2 separate regions of the Homo sapiens genome follow, and region 1 is linked to region 2. A link is a contact called in ENCODE Hi-C or POLR2A ChIA-PET data. All regions are on one chromosome and are shown on one strand. The core of a region is the stretch at or near the end of the contact, and the rest is flanking DNA. Distances in the headings are between cores, read along the strand shown.

What was found. Hi-C counts contacts between places; a loop is a spot of excess contacts on that map. ChIA-PET counts read pairs that join two places held with the same protein, here RNA polymerase II (POLR2A). Pooled maps may share reads with other maps.
Region 1: a loop to region 2 is called in a pooled map, with 2.1 times the contacts of the local background. The contact joins two enhancer-like sites. A Hi-C loop is called at or near these places in 8 of 168 maps with a recorded cell type or tissue (CD14-positive monocyte, Panc1, adrenal gland and 4 more), 3 of 37 single-sample maps with no recorded cell type and 7 of 50 pooled maps. POLR2A ChIA-PET finds 5 or more read pairs at or near these places in 2 of 52 experiments (CD8-positive, alpha-beta T cell and H1).

The regions. Positions count from the first base shown.
Region 1 is chr18:76,472,452-76,478,537 of GRCh38, forward strand. The region is part of intron 1 of ZNF516 (zinc finger protein 516); the gene reads right to left. Among named protein-coding and RNA genes, the nearest start is that of ZNF516-AS1, 16 kb to the right of the region's middle. RefSeq lists an enhancer at 4,396-5,595. Within about 2 kb of position 4,792, at least 10 of the 41 ENCODE cell types and tissues checked have a DNase peak (open chromatin) inside an H3K27ac peak, as active enhancers do; they include CD14-positive monocyte, where a contact is called at or near this core.
Region 2 is chr18:76,410,006-76,416,233 of GRCh38, forward strand. All of the region lies in intron 3 of ZNF516 (zinc finger protein 516), which reads right to left. Among named protein-coding and RNA genes, the nearest start is that of ZNF516-AS1, 79 kb to the right of the region's middle. RefSeq lists silencers at 742-841, 1,222-1,271 and enhancers at 1,032-1,111, 1,976-2,536. Within about 2 kb of position 2,965, at least 4 of the 41 ENCODE cell types and tissues checked have a DNase peak (open chromatin) inside an H3K27ac peak, as active enhancers do; they include CD14-positive monocyte, where a contact is called at or near this core.

The sequences.
Region 1 (6,086 bases), core at 3,542-6,041, 64 kb after region 2:
CATATGCATGTATGTGTGTATATACACGTACACTCAGGCACACTTACACACATATGCACTTGCGACACGTGCGCTCACACGCATGAACACACAGGTGTATGCACCTCTGGCTTCAGCAATATGAAATTTCCTTAGCTCTCCTGGGCTCTGACCCACTTTTCTGCTGCTTGGATTCTCACCTAGCTCAGGCTAGCTCCTCCATAAGGACGAGTGTCCTCACCAGAGTCCTTTAAGAGCAACCTGGAAAGGTCATCCGGTCAAACAGGATGGCTCCAAATGAAGGCCTCACAGGCAGAAAAAGCAATAATAAAATCCGGCAATGATCACTAAATCCAGTAAGCAAGGAAATAAATATAAATAGAATTACATCCAAATAACTGTGATCTACACATAAAATAAACATGCGATCCTTACCTGTCTTGAAATAAAAACTATGTCATGTAAAAATTAAAAATTAACACTAATAGACTAAAAAACAACAGCCAAAAAAGGAATGACAATAGCAATGTGGGGAGAGGGAGGAGATGGGGAAAGAAGAGGAAGGTAATAGAAGTGTTCTAACTTCTTTCCCAAAGGGGAAGTCAAATTGTATTACTACTGATGTTGATACATTAATACAGCTTTAAGAAAACATTATAAATACCGCCACTAGTGGAAGCAAAAGCATTATATGCTTTCTATATGCTTTCTGATTTTAATAATTAAAGGACAAGAAATATAATTCATATTCCAATAAAGAGAAAAGAAGAAAAAGCGAGGAAGCACAAAAGTTTTTTTTTTCTTTAATTAGGAAAGAAGACCAAGTAAGTCAGTTTCAGAAATAAATATTAATGGAATAAACTCACTTATTTAAAAAAAGACTCCATGATAGGGTTAAAAATTAAATTGACTATTTGCTCTCTGCAAAAAAAAAAAAAAAAAAAAAAAACACCTATGACTGAGGAACTCGGAAAAGCTGGACACGTAGAGAAAAATATATCAGAAAAGTACAAACAAAAGCAACATGGAAAAAATATACCATTAAAAGTTTAATGTGTGGTCAAAAAAGGCAATTAAACAAAAGTAGTTGGCTGGGTGCGGTGGCTCACGCCTGTAATCACAGCACTTTGGGAGGCCAAGGTGGGCGGATCACGAGGTCAGGAGATGGAGACCATCCTAGCTAACACGGTGAAACCCTGTCTCTACTAAAAATACAAAAAATTATCCAGGCTTGGTGGTGGGCGCCTGTAGTCCCAGCTACTTGGGAAGCTGAGGCAAGAGGACGGCGTGAACCCAGGAGGCGGAGCTTGCAGTGAGCTGAGATTGCACCACTGCACTCCAGCCTGAGCAACAGGGTGAGACTCCATCTCCAAAAAAAAAAAAAAGTAGCTATCTTATAATCATAAAGGGTAAAGTAGAACTCACAAAGAAGATGTAATTGTCCTAACACTGGGTTGTTGGTTGTTTTTGTGTGGGGGGGGGGGGGGCTTTCTTTTTGAGACAGGGTCTTACTCTGTGTTGCCCAGGCTGGCCTCAAACTCCTGGGCTCAAGCAATCCTCCTGCCTCAGCCTCCCAAGAAGTGGGATTACAGGAAAGCACCCCTCCCCCAGCTGTAGTTATATTACACTTTTAAGTCAAATAACACAGAATAACACAAACACAGAATAAAATGCATTTAGAAACAGCTACAGTGAATACCTGAAAAGACAAACAGAGAAAAATGATCTGGAAGAATTGGCAAATCTCTCGTAAGCATGGCAGATTAAGTAAGCAAAAGTAGTAAGAAACAGACAGCTTGAAAAATAAAGTAAGGCTTATCTAATATATGAGTATCACACTCCACAATTTGCTATTTTGCTAAATTGGCAATAGAACATCAAATGCCTCCATATTAACCACAAGGAAGGCTCTAAAAGTTCCATAAATTCAAAACAGTACAGGTCCCAGGAGCTCCATAATACAGTACCATGACACTAAAAATTAACAAGCAAAAACAAAAACAACACTCATAGAAGTTCAGCCATTTGGAAAATTCTAAACTCTCTGTAACAACTCCTGAAACAAAGAAGAAATCAAAGTGAAACTGCAAACTCTCTTCAAAGTACCAGTGTCAAAATTTATGGTACACAAGAAAGCTAAAATAAAATTCAATTACTTGCTACAATAATTAAAAATATTCAATTCAACCAGTAACAAAAATATAATAAAACCCTTAAATTTGAATTTTAAAGAGTAACAATAAATAAGAAAAACTACAGTAAAACTGATACACAAAATCAGTAATTGGCTCTATGATAACCCCAATGAATGAGATAAATAACTAGCTGGCCTAATCAAGAAGAAAAAAGAGGTTGGGAGGAATTAGGTCTAATAACCACAGACAGAAGGAAAATTTTAAAAAATCATACAATGTTTTTCAAACTCTAGGTTAATACACTTGTTAATATGGATGAAAAATATAATTTTCTAATAAAATCTAACTGTCCAAAATTCACTCAGGGACAAAAAAAGTAAACAGACCAATATTTAAGCAAGAAACCAGAGCTCTCTCCTCCACCTACCCAAATGTGAGAGATGAGTCAAGTCCACACCTGAAATCTTTCACACATTTTAAGAAACAACTCATATATAGGCTACCTGAATGTTTCTGTATCTGGAAAACATATGTGACGGAAGATACAAAACAAGTTACCCAAAGAGATATTTGTAACTCATCAGCAAAAGACTATTATCCCCAATAAACAAAATGTTCTTATAAATCAACAAATCATGAATAACTTCACTGGATAATGTGACGAAGTAACAGGTGATTCACAAGAGAGATAAAATGAGCAATAAACATTAAGAAATCCTCATAATCACTTACGATTTTTAAATGCAATGGTATTTTCCTCTATTAAGTTGGCCAAGACTTAAACGACTGATAATATCAAGCACTGACAAAGAGAAAGCACTGAGTTTTGCAGGGAACGTAAAATGGTACTTTATCTTTGTTGGTAAATTTGGCAGTATCTGTCAATTAAAATGCCCCTCCATCCCCAAAATTCCACCTCGGGGAACTTATCCTAGAGAAATATTCCCACAAGTGCACAAACTCGTATATTAGTAAAGTTCCCTGCACGCTAAGAGAAAGCTGATAGCAGCCCAAATGTCCAACAGGAGACAGGACAAAGAAAGGCGGCTCCACAGGGCAGCAGCCAGCTGGCACACACGGGCACCTCCTGCTGGCTGCTCACAGACCAAATCTGTGCCAGTGGGTCCATGCTCTGGCCACACTGGGCACTGGGCATCTGGAAATCACTGAGGGTGTGTACACACAACAGCACCCTACACATGCCTTAAAGCAAATACACTGAAATGTTACGCAAAATTAAAAAAAAATTAGTTGCAGAAAAACTCACAGAACATTGTACCATTTTAAATTCTTTAAAATGTATATATTTAAAGATCTTACTACATTCACCAAGCGAATGTATTTAAATGCCTAATACAGTGACTGGCATAGAGCAGGCGCTCAATAGTAGCTTCCATAAAATAAACTTACTCTCATGTTGTGAAACGTCTCACACACTTTTTCCTCAAAATGCAATTTCCTCTTTCGACTGTAAATATCTCGATGGCCAAGATGATGAAGACTTTGTCGTGTATAAACTATGCACTTTGTACTATTATCTGAAAAGAAATGGTTTAATTTGGGCAAGGAGAATGTTGCCCTAAGTATTTGGCTCTAACTAAATTACCCACACAAATTTGTGGCTGGAAAACCAAGTAATGAGTTATCTGCAGTGAGTTCCACAACCATCATCTCCTTTTATAGTATGAAAAGAAAGGTGCTAAATGTTCACACCATTTTGTGAAAAATCACCGTATATGTCTTAAAAGCAAAGTGTCTCTGTCTATCTTGATCCCCTTATACAAGATAAACAAAGAGTAAAGCCTTCAGTGCCAGTTGTCAATGTTTTATTCTGGTTCAGTAATTAAAATGGGTAGCTTCATATTAATTCCCTGGAAGAATGACATTCAGATCAATTCACTTCCCAGCAAAAAAAGTGTCCACATCCAGGAGTTGCAGGACAGGGAATAGGATTGGTCTTAGCTACTGGAATTCCTCTCATTTAAAAGTAGGACACAGTGTACATTCTAAGCTCCAACTTCAGACATCTTAAAGCATATTAAACAGTGGTCAAATGAATATGAAAGAAATTCTGCCAAGCGATTAAACGTAAGCTTGTAGTTTTGTGTCAGTTTTCCACTAACCTCCAAAACCAGTCATGGTTTGTCTAAGAAAGGGATGTTTTAATCAGAACACCTTCATTTATTGTAATACTGAGGTCCCACCTGACTAGGTGAACCGTAGGCAACTGAACAACTATAAATTTCACATGACTGGATAGAAACAGCCTAAGCTCTTGAGCCCCCCAGATGTATGCCGGTGCGGGGTGACTTGCTACGGAGGCTTAAATCACTTTCAAGAGAAGAACCCACAGATGAAATTGCACTTGTGGAGACTCAGGTGGATTTGCAAAACTCTGAAAAGAATTTTGGGCTGGTCCACTAACAAACAGTCGTCCTAAAAGTAAAGGTCTACATTTTCCCTTTATGCAGAAATATTCGTTTGCCTACATTTCCGTATGTCCAAAGCACTGTTTTTGCTGAGTCACTGGAACAGAAAAAAGATAAAACAGCACTTTTTATCCCAGCTGAGTCATATCGTTTGGACTTTGTAATTCTACTTGAATGCTAGTCGATCTTACGTTCAAAAGTCTGGTAAGTTTTCTGAACACTGATACTGCAATTCCACAAGTCAGACAGGAAACAGAATTCTAGTTTGTTTCAATATCATCTGACCTATCAAAAGAAGCATTTCAGTGACTAATATAGCAAGCACGAAAACTGACCCTCCGTGAAAGTAATAAACTTGCTGCTCTGAACATCAGATCCATAAGCAGGAGTAACAGGTAACCTGAAGTGTCACCTCCAAGAACGGGACCCAGCCCCACAATGAGGAAGCAATTTAACTCTGCCTTAGCCTTGAAAATGTGACAAAACTGAGTTGGACAGCAGTCTTGAGACACATGGGACAAAAGGCGAGATTCGTTCTGTCCGGGGAAAAACAAGGTCAGGTTTTTGTGCTTTCTTTGTGGCACTTTTAAATACACCAACAAAATGTGATTCTCTTGCAATTTTATACTTTAAATCCCCTACATTTTCCCTTCCACTTGGCTTCCAAACCACCCCACACATTCTCAAGCACTCACAAAATGACCCACTGTAAAGGGTTCCTTTTTATCTCACTGTAATTCCCAATAGCATGGGAATAAGACACAAACAACACAAAAAAACCTGCTGAAACGAAGGAATGCAAACTCATTACACTGCATTTAATTCTCATCTCCTTTAAGAAGATGCTTTAAGAAGCATCTTCTTAAAGGAGTTTGGTTTGCTTTGAGTTACTTCACTCTTCCTTCTGAGAAACAGCTTTTCTGAACCAGTATTGTTATCCATTTTTTAATTATTATATGTAAATGACCTACTTAAAAACAGCTGATGAAATACACTTTGTTCCAGATCTATTCTGAAGGGAAAAGGAGGTTATCTTTCCCACGAATGGATCTCCTAAGTGAAAAGCCCCTAACTTAAAGTGTTTTTGTAAACTCTGGTGGAGAGCAGAAAGTGTACTAACTTCTACTCCAACAACTATATTTCAGATTTTCAGGACAAATGAGAGAGTGACAGATTCATAAAGAGAGTGACAAATTCATCGATGAAGACTGCGGAGAGGAGAGGTATGTAAAACCATCATCTCAATAAAATATTCATTCTTCAACAGGAAGGGCATTTGTTGCTATTCTACCAGTACAATAATGATGTATGAAATAAATCAACTTTGTCTGGGGTTTTCACTCCAGGTATTCCTCAACCCTAAGCAAAGTTAAGAGTTTCTAGGTTTTGTAAACTTGTTTATATTGAGAGGTTGGCAAAACTAAAATGCAGCAAATTATGAAAAAAAAGGTTTAAGGTTTAATATACAATACAAATAACATCTACCTAAATGAATTATATCACAATTATCTCTTTTCTAAAATAAACAATTTTTTAATCTACA
Region 2 (6,228 bases), core at 1,715-4,214:
ACTCTCTTGCCCACCGCCATGTAAGATGTGCCTTTGCTCTTCCTTCATCTTCCACCATCATTGTGAGGCCTCCCCAGCCATGGGGAGCTATGAGTCCACTAAGCCTCTTTCCTTTATAAATCACCCAGTCTTGGGTATGTCTTTGTTAGCAGCGTTAAAAACGGACTAATACAGGAGGCTCCCAGCTGCCAGTGCTGGCTGGCAAGGACAGGGAAGTATGAGGGCTCGCCACAGCTGGGTTCCTTCTCCAGGCCCCTGGTTGTCACAAAATAGTGGCAAAAGTGAGAGCTTCTTGATAGAGCTTCCTGATTCTCGGGTCAGGGCTTCAGGTATCCATTCTCTGGCTTCCAAGGTCTCAAGAAGCGGTTTTGACTGTGGCTTCTTCCTTTCAGCACAAAGAAAACAGCTCCTGAGATGGGTTGATTCTGTCATTCTGTCACTTTCTGGAGCCACTGGAGGAGGCCTTGCCTCGAACAGGTCCCGAAGCTCGCGCAGTGGTTCCGCAGTTCCCTACACAGCCTGCATTCCTGCTTCAGGTACCGAGACGCTTTTCTAACTACACTGAACTCTGACAGGTAAAATTTGCTTTTGGGGAGGAAAAACCCTATGATTTTTAAAAATTTCAATTTGTTTTGGTAGAATGGAAATCTTCCCCTTGCAAATTTATTTTGGGAATCAAAGAAAATAAACCATTCACTTGTGGGAGACTTGAGAGTCGGCTGGAGGAGAAAAAGAGAAATTTTACCACAGGATTCTTCCTCACCTCCTAGTGTTCACCATGCAGCCACAACACGCAACACACATCCAATCAGCAGCAATCTCCCGGGGGAGTTTTTCAAGATCTCAGGTTATAGCCAATTAAACACATCAAAGAGCAAACACCTACACACTCAACTTTCTAAATGAATACACAACAGTGTGCTCAGTCTGCCTTTCAATATATCAATGAGAAGAACTTGCATGTCCTAAAAGCAGATAAAACTTTCAGATTAAAGAAATAAAAGACCAGCTAGAATTCTAACACAGCTTTGCTGCTATGAAATGCTTCCATTTTCAGAAGCTGTGTTCTTAAGACAACTGAAAAGCACATGGAATCCCTGAGGTCAGGACTGTCTAACAGGTCCTCCTCCGGGATGGAAACGGTCTCTAAATCTGCCCTGTTCAACACGTAGCCTCTCATGGCCAGGGGCTACTCACGAAGGACTGTGCAGCCTTGAGTGTCACAATCCTGTCATTCTGGATGAAATGGGTGTCGTGTACCTTTCGCAATACCCCAGAGACAAAATGCCTCACTGCACCCCAGCTACACACAGTGCAGATTCTACATCAACAGCCTCCAAAATACACTCAGTTCCACTGAACATCCTGCACTGGAGACAAGAACATTTCCAAGCATTTCAGCAAGTCGCGGCTTCAACAAAAATATTTCTTAACCACAGGTAATTCTAAGGTTGGATTCTTCACTTAGGATCACTGACATCAGAGTTAATAGACAAGACACTATTCCATGGCATTCAGAGGAGAGCAGCAAAGGTGGGGAACAAAGCAAAATTAAAACTATAAAATACTTAAAAGTTACAAAATACGCCAAAAGCATGGAAGGATGTGTTGAAAACACCACAAAAAACTTCTGAAACACAAAAGCCCAAAGCATCAAACTCAACAAGTCCTAAAATTACCGCTTGACTACGGAGAGGGCTCAGAAGGCTCCAAAGACCTGAAACCTCATCTTGACCTTCCTTTTTCATCCACAAAATGAGGAGGTGGATGGGACAGTCTCTGCCAGGAGCCCTCTGCACTCAGGCAGTGGGGAGACAGTGCCTGAAAACGTGTACCACCCCTCCAGCATAAAGCAGTTTTTAAAATATTTAAAATACCACTTTTTATTATCACATACTTAGATAAGAAAACTAGCAAAGCACATAGGTCATCTTAACCTTAAAATACTCTTAAAATAAAAACATCTGAACATTCAAAGGAGTCAACCCGAGATGATCCCAGATCATAAAACGTATCCTCTCCAAGACCGTGTGGGTGTGTATTCCAGATTTTTTAATGACCTCGGCAAAATGCAAGAGCAGCCCAGAGACCACCATGTAGATGGTAAATAGTGGCATTGTTGCAGCTGAATGTCAAAAACTATTTTCAGAGGAAGCGGCACTAATGATTCACAGCTCCCTGATGAGGCTGCATTCCTAAGTCCGGGACCAAGACCAGCGAAGGTCGCCGTGCTGACTGCTGCTGCACTTCCAGGGGAGAACACCCTGGCGATGCTCTCCTTCCTCACTGGGGACAGAGGGGACGTACACGGCACCCAAAGGGACGGCCTGAAACAGGAAAACCTGAAAACAGCCCTGACTCTGGGTGGGCCACTCCAGCCCAAGGCTCTCCTCCCCTCCTGGGAGGGCCATTCCTACTCTTAGCTTAGTCCTACTGCACACAGGCGTGACCCCAAACACTGCCTCCACTCACCTGGGGACCGACGGGAGCCCACACACTCTACGAACCCACCTGGCGATCAGCAGGGCCAGCCTTAGGAAGACAATGGCCATGGAGACTGACCTCATTTCTTCCTCAAGGACTGCAATGCACTGGGTAATAGAGGAAGGGAGGGGAGGCCGGAGGATAAGGACACACCGTGCCTCCTGATGTGGAAGCAGGAAGTCAAGTCGTTGCCAAGATGTGGCCCCACGTGACAAAGTGACCAACAGCAACTGAGGCAGCTCCTGGACTCTTTTCCTCTCAAGATTTTGTCTGGACACAGTTTTGGGCAACCAGGGATTCCATGGTCCCACTGAGTCCTCTCCTCTCCCAAAGAACTCCGGGTCTTCTTTCTAGTCTTTCTTCCCTCAATGTCCCGGGACACCGGGCTGAGTGTGGCATCCTCCCTCCACCTCGCCCACCTCTGAGTCCCGCCATAACCTACCCGGAACCTACCAGAACCTAGCATCACTGCACGCCACCGCGGCCCACAGTGAGCCCTGCTCAGAGGCCCACTTCTCCTTAGACATGAGACACTGCACCTGCCAAGGTAATGCTGAAACCAAGGCCTCTGTGAGGAAGCGGGAAGCGGAGGCAGAAACGAAGTGCTATTATTTGGAAACAGGACGTACTGCTGAAAATGCCATACGGTTTATTCCCATTTTTTAAAAAAGATTTTCTGTGGCTTTAAAGTTGACCACACTCTCTCTCTCCTTAGTGACTAATTCAATCCTGCAAACCTTGCCAAAACAATAAAAATGTAGTGGAAGAACTTTAAGTAGAATTTAGCAGTTAAATTCTACTACTACATGACTTTAAAATTATATATAAATTACACATATCTAAAATCCTTCTCTGGCGGACGCCAGGCTCCTAGGCAGCAGGGAGAGGGTATCGTTCATCTTGCCTAGCAGCACCACACCCAACAGACGTCTGTTCAATCAATCAATCGATAGAAAGATGCTAGGACTAAGGAAGAGAAAAGGATCCAGGTTTCCCATGCAATCCCATTATCAATCAACCAACTACATTCACTTTATATGACTATATTAATAAGATAAAGTACATTTTTTGTTTCAAAAAAAAAATTATGTCATGACTGGTTCAATTTCATCCCCTCGAATACCTCAGCACACCTTAACGCCCACCCCCAAATATCTGGGCTGCCACGGTTTCCTCCCACCGGAACTGATTTTATGCTAAGATATATGTTTTCTTCATCTAACCCACTTTGGGCAGGGGTTCAATGTGACTGTATAAAACTAAAATTGAAACAGGTCTTTAAATGATGACGTAAAAGCCAATAATATTGGTGAACAAGAAAAATCTTCACGAAACCTCATGAACAAAAATGTCCCAAGTCTTCACACAGTTCTTATGTATTCAAGACTAGTGAACATCTGCTTATTTAAAAGGTTTCGTTAAATGTTTTTTCAAACTGATACAATATTTAAGCAGTTTGTCTGATTACTAAACAGTTCAAGAAATTTCATGTCACTTTTTTTAAACAAACATTGGAACAAAAAGTTTTATTCTTGAGAAATTCTTAGGCCATCAAAACATTATCTTTTACCCTTACTCAAAAACTTCACTTTAAAACTGTATTTCTTACAGAATTTTAAAGACTAACATGTACATATATAGATTCCTATGTATTTACATTAAATTAGTGAAATCCTTCATTGTTGTTTGGCTTTCAGCATTACCAATTGTTTACAATCCAGTTGTTTAAAAAAGCCTACTTATTCTGAAACAAGCCATTTTCCTACTTTCTTGAACAGCATACTAGCATATCCTGAAGTACGATTTCACTGAAAAATAATCTTATTTAAAGTTGGGATACCAGTTCCACGTGTTATTTTCCTCAGCTGGGTTTCAGTTTATTTTAAGGGTTTTCATCCCTAAAATGTAATATAATGTCTTACAATTTAGCTGATCACAGAACAAATGCCCTCTGTCACTATGTATACCAGCTGGCAATACAGGCAATGCTGAATGTACACAGTTTTCGTGTCTCTGGTGATTTTCAAGAGTTACACAGTAAACCACAAACTGCTATTTGAATCTACATACTACTGTCGATCAAAATTCTCTTTTCAGGTTTTCTTTAACTTTCTTCACCCGAAGAAGGTTACCTACTTCATTAGCACTGTAGTTGTTTAAAGGCTCAATTAAGAATAATTATGTGAAAGATAAACCAATAAATTCTAAAATTTGGTCTTAAATTTCTTAAAATGACATAAGTCATGAGAAGAATGGGCCAATCATGTTCGCACCAACTATGTGATATTAAACACATAGAGAATCTGGCTTTTAATCTATTTTTCAAATCAAGTGATACGTGTGTGCACACACAGACACCACACATTCTTAAATGTCTCACCACAATGGATCAGCTCTGGGTTCTAATACAAAAAAATAGTAGTTTACACTGGATGCGGTGGCTCACGCCTGTAATCTCAGCACTTTGGGAGGCCGAGGTGGGCAGATCACCTGAGGTCAGGAGTTCAAGAGCAGCCTGGCCAACCTGGTGAAACCCCATTTCTACTAAAAATACAAAAATTAGCCAAGTGTAGTGGTACATGCCTGCAGTCCCAGCCACTGGAGAGGCTGAGGCAGCAGAATTGTACGAACCCAAGAAGTGAAGGTTGCAGTGAGCCAGGATCGCCCCATTGCACTCCAGCAGCGTGGGCAACAGAGCAAGACTCCGTCTCAAAAAAAGAAAAAGAAAAGAGGAAAAAAGAAAAGAAAAAGAAAATAGTAGTTTAGAGCTAGCTGAGAAGAGCTCTTAACAGAACAGAACTGATAAGGCGTGAGTGTTCCCAGAGCACTTATTCTCTGGCCAGCTCATGTGTGTGACAATGGCCTGGCACTGACGGTTGTCACGGCAAGCCCGGCTGTGGCTTTGACACCCATCTAACTTTACTAGATGTGAATTTTCCAACCACTAAGTGCACGCCTCTGAGCCATCGCCTTAGACTGTAAGTAAGTGGATGTATATTCCATGATCAAGGGGGTGCAAAGAGGGCACAGCCAGCTCTCAGCGGTGGCCATGCAGAACCTGCCTCTCCGTTGGATTCTGCGGAGGTGGGTTCTGAAGTGCAACGGCTGCAGTGGAGGAGTCGGGGTTCTCGGGGAAACAGCCGTGGAAAGAGCCTGTTTTGCTGTTTGAACCAAGTTACCTCCTGCCCAGGAAAGAATGCTTCTAAATACAAGCTTACTGCAAATTGCATCTCTCTCACTTCAACTGCATAGAGAAACCGGCTCAAAATGCAGCATGTCCTCAACAGAGTTCAGGGTTTCTGATTCAGGATAAGTCTGCACCACTCAGGTTCCGTGAGGCATAAATGAGGCCCTGGGTCCCTTAACAATGTGTATCTTCGAAAGTTAGCATCTCTCTTACTGTAAAAGCTACAGGTTTAAATACTTGCTTCAGTTCCAACTACCAATTACCTCAGTTTGCAAATGAGTCAATATACTGTTAGCAACTGTTTTCAATAGCTGGAAATGAAGTTCATTAATTTATACTAACAGAGTAAGCTGTTTCTAACAATACATCCTCCTGTACTAAGTGTGCAACTGTTTTGGAATAAAAGGTCAACTTGTAGCACACAGAATCACTAAATCTTACTGAAAGTGAAGGAAAAACTCTCAGGAAACACAAATGTTCACTTAGTAATGAAAACCACTTTGCAGTAAGACATTTTAAGAAAATCATGTTTGGAAACCACACTTTGGTCCTCCTTG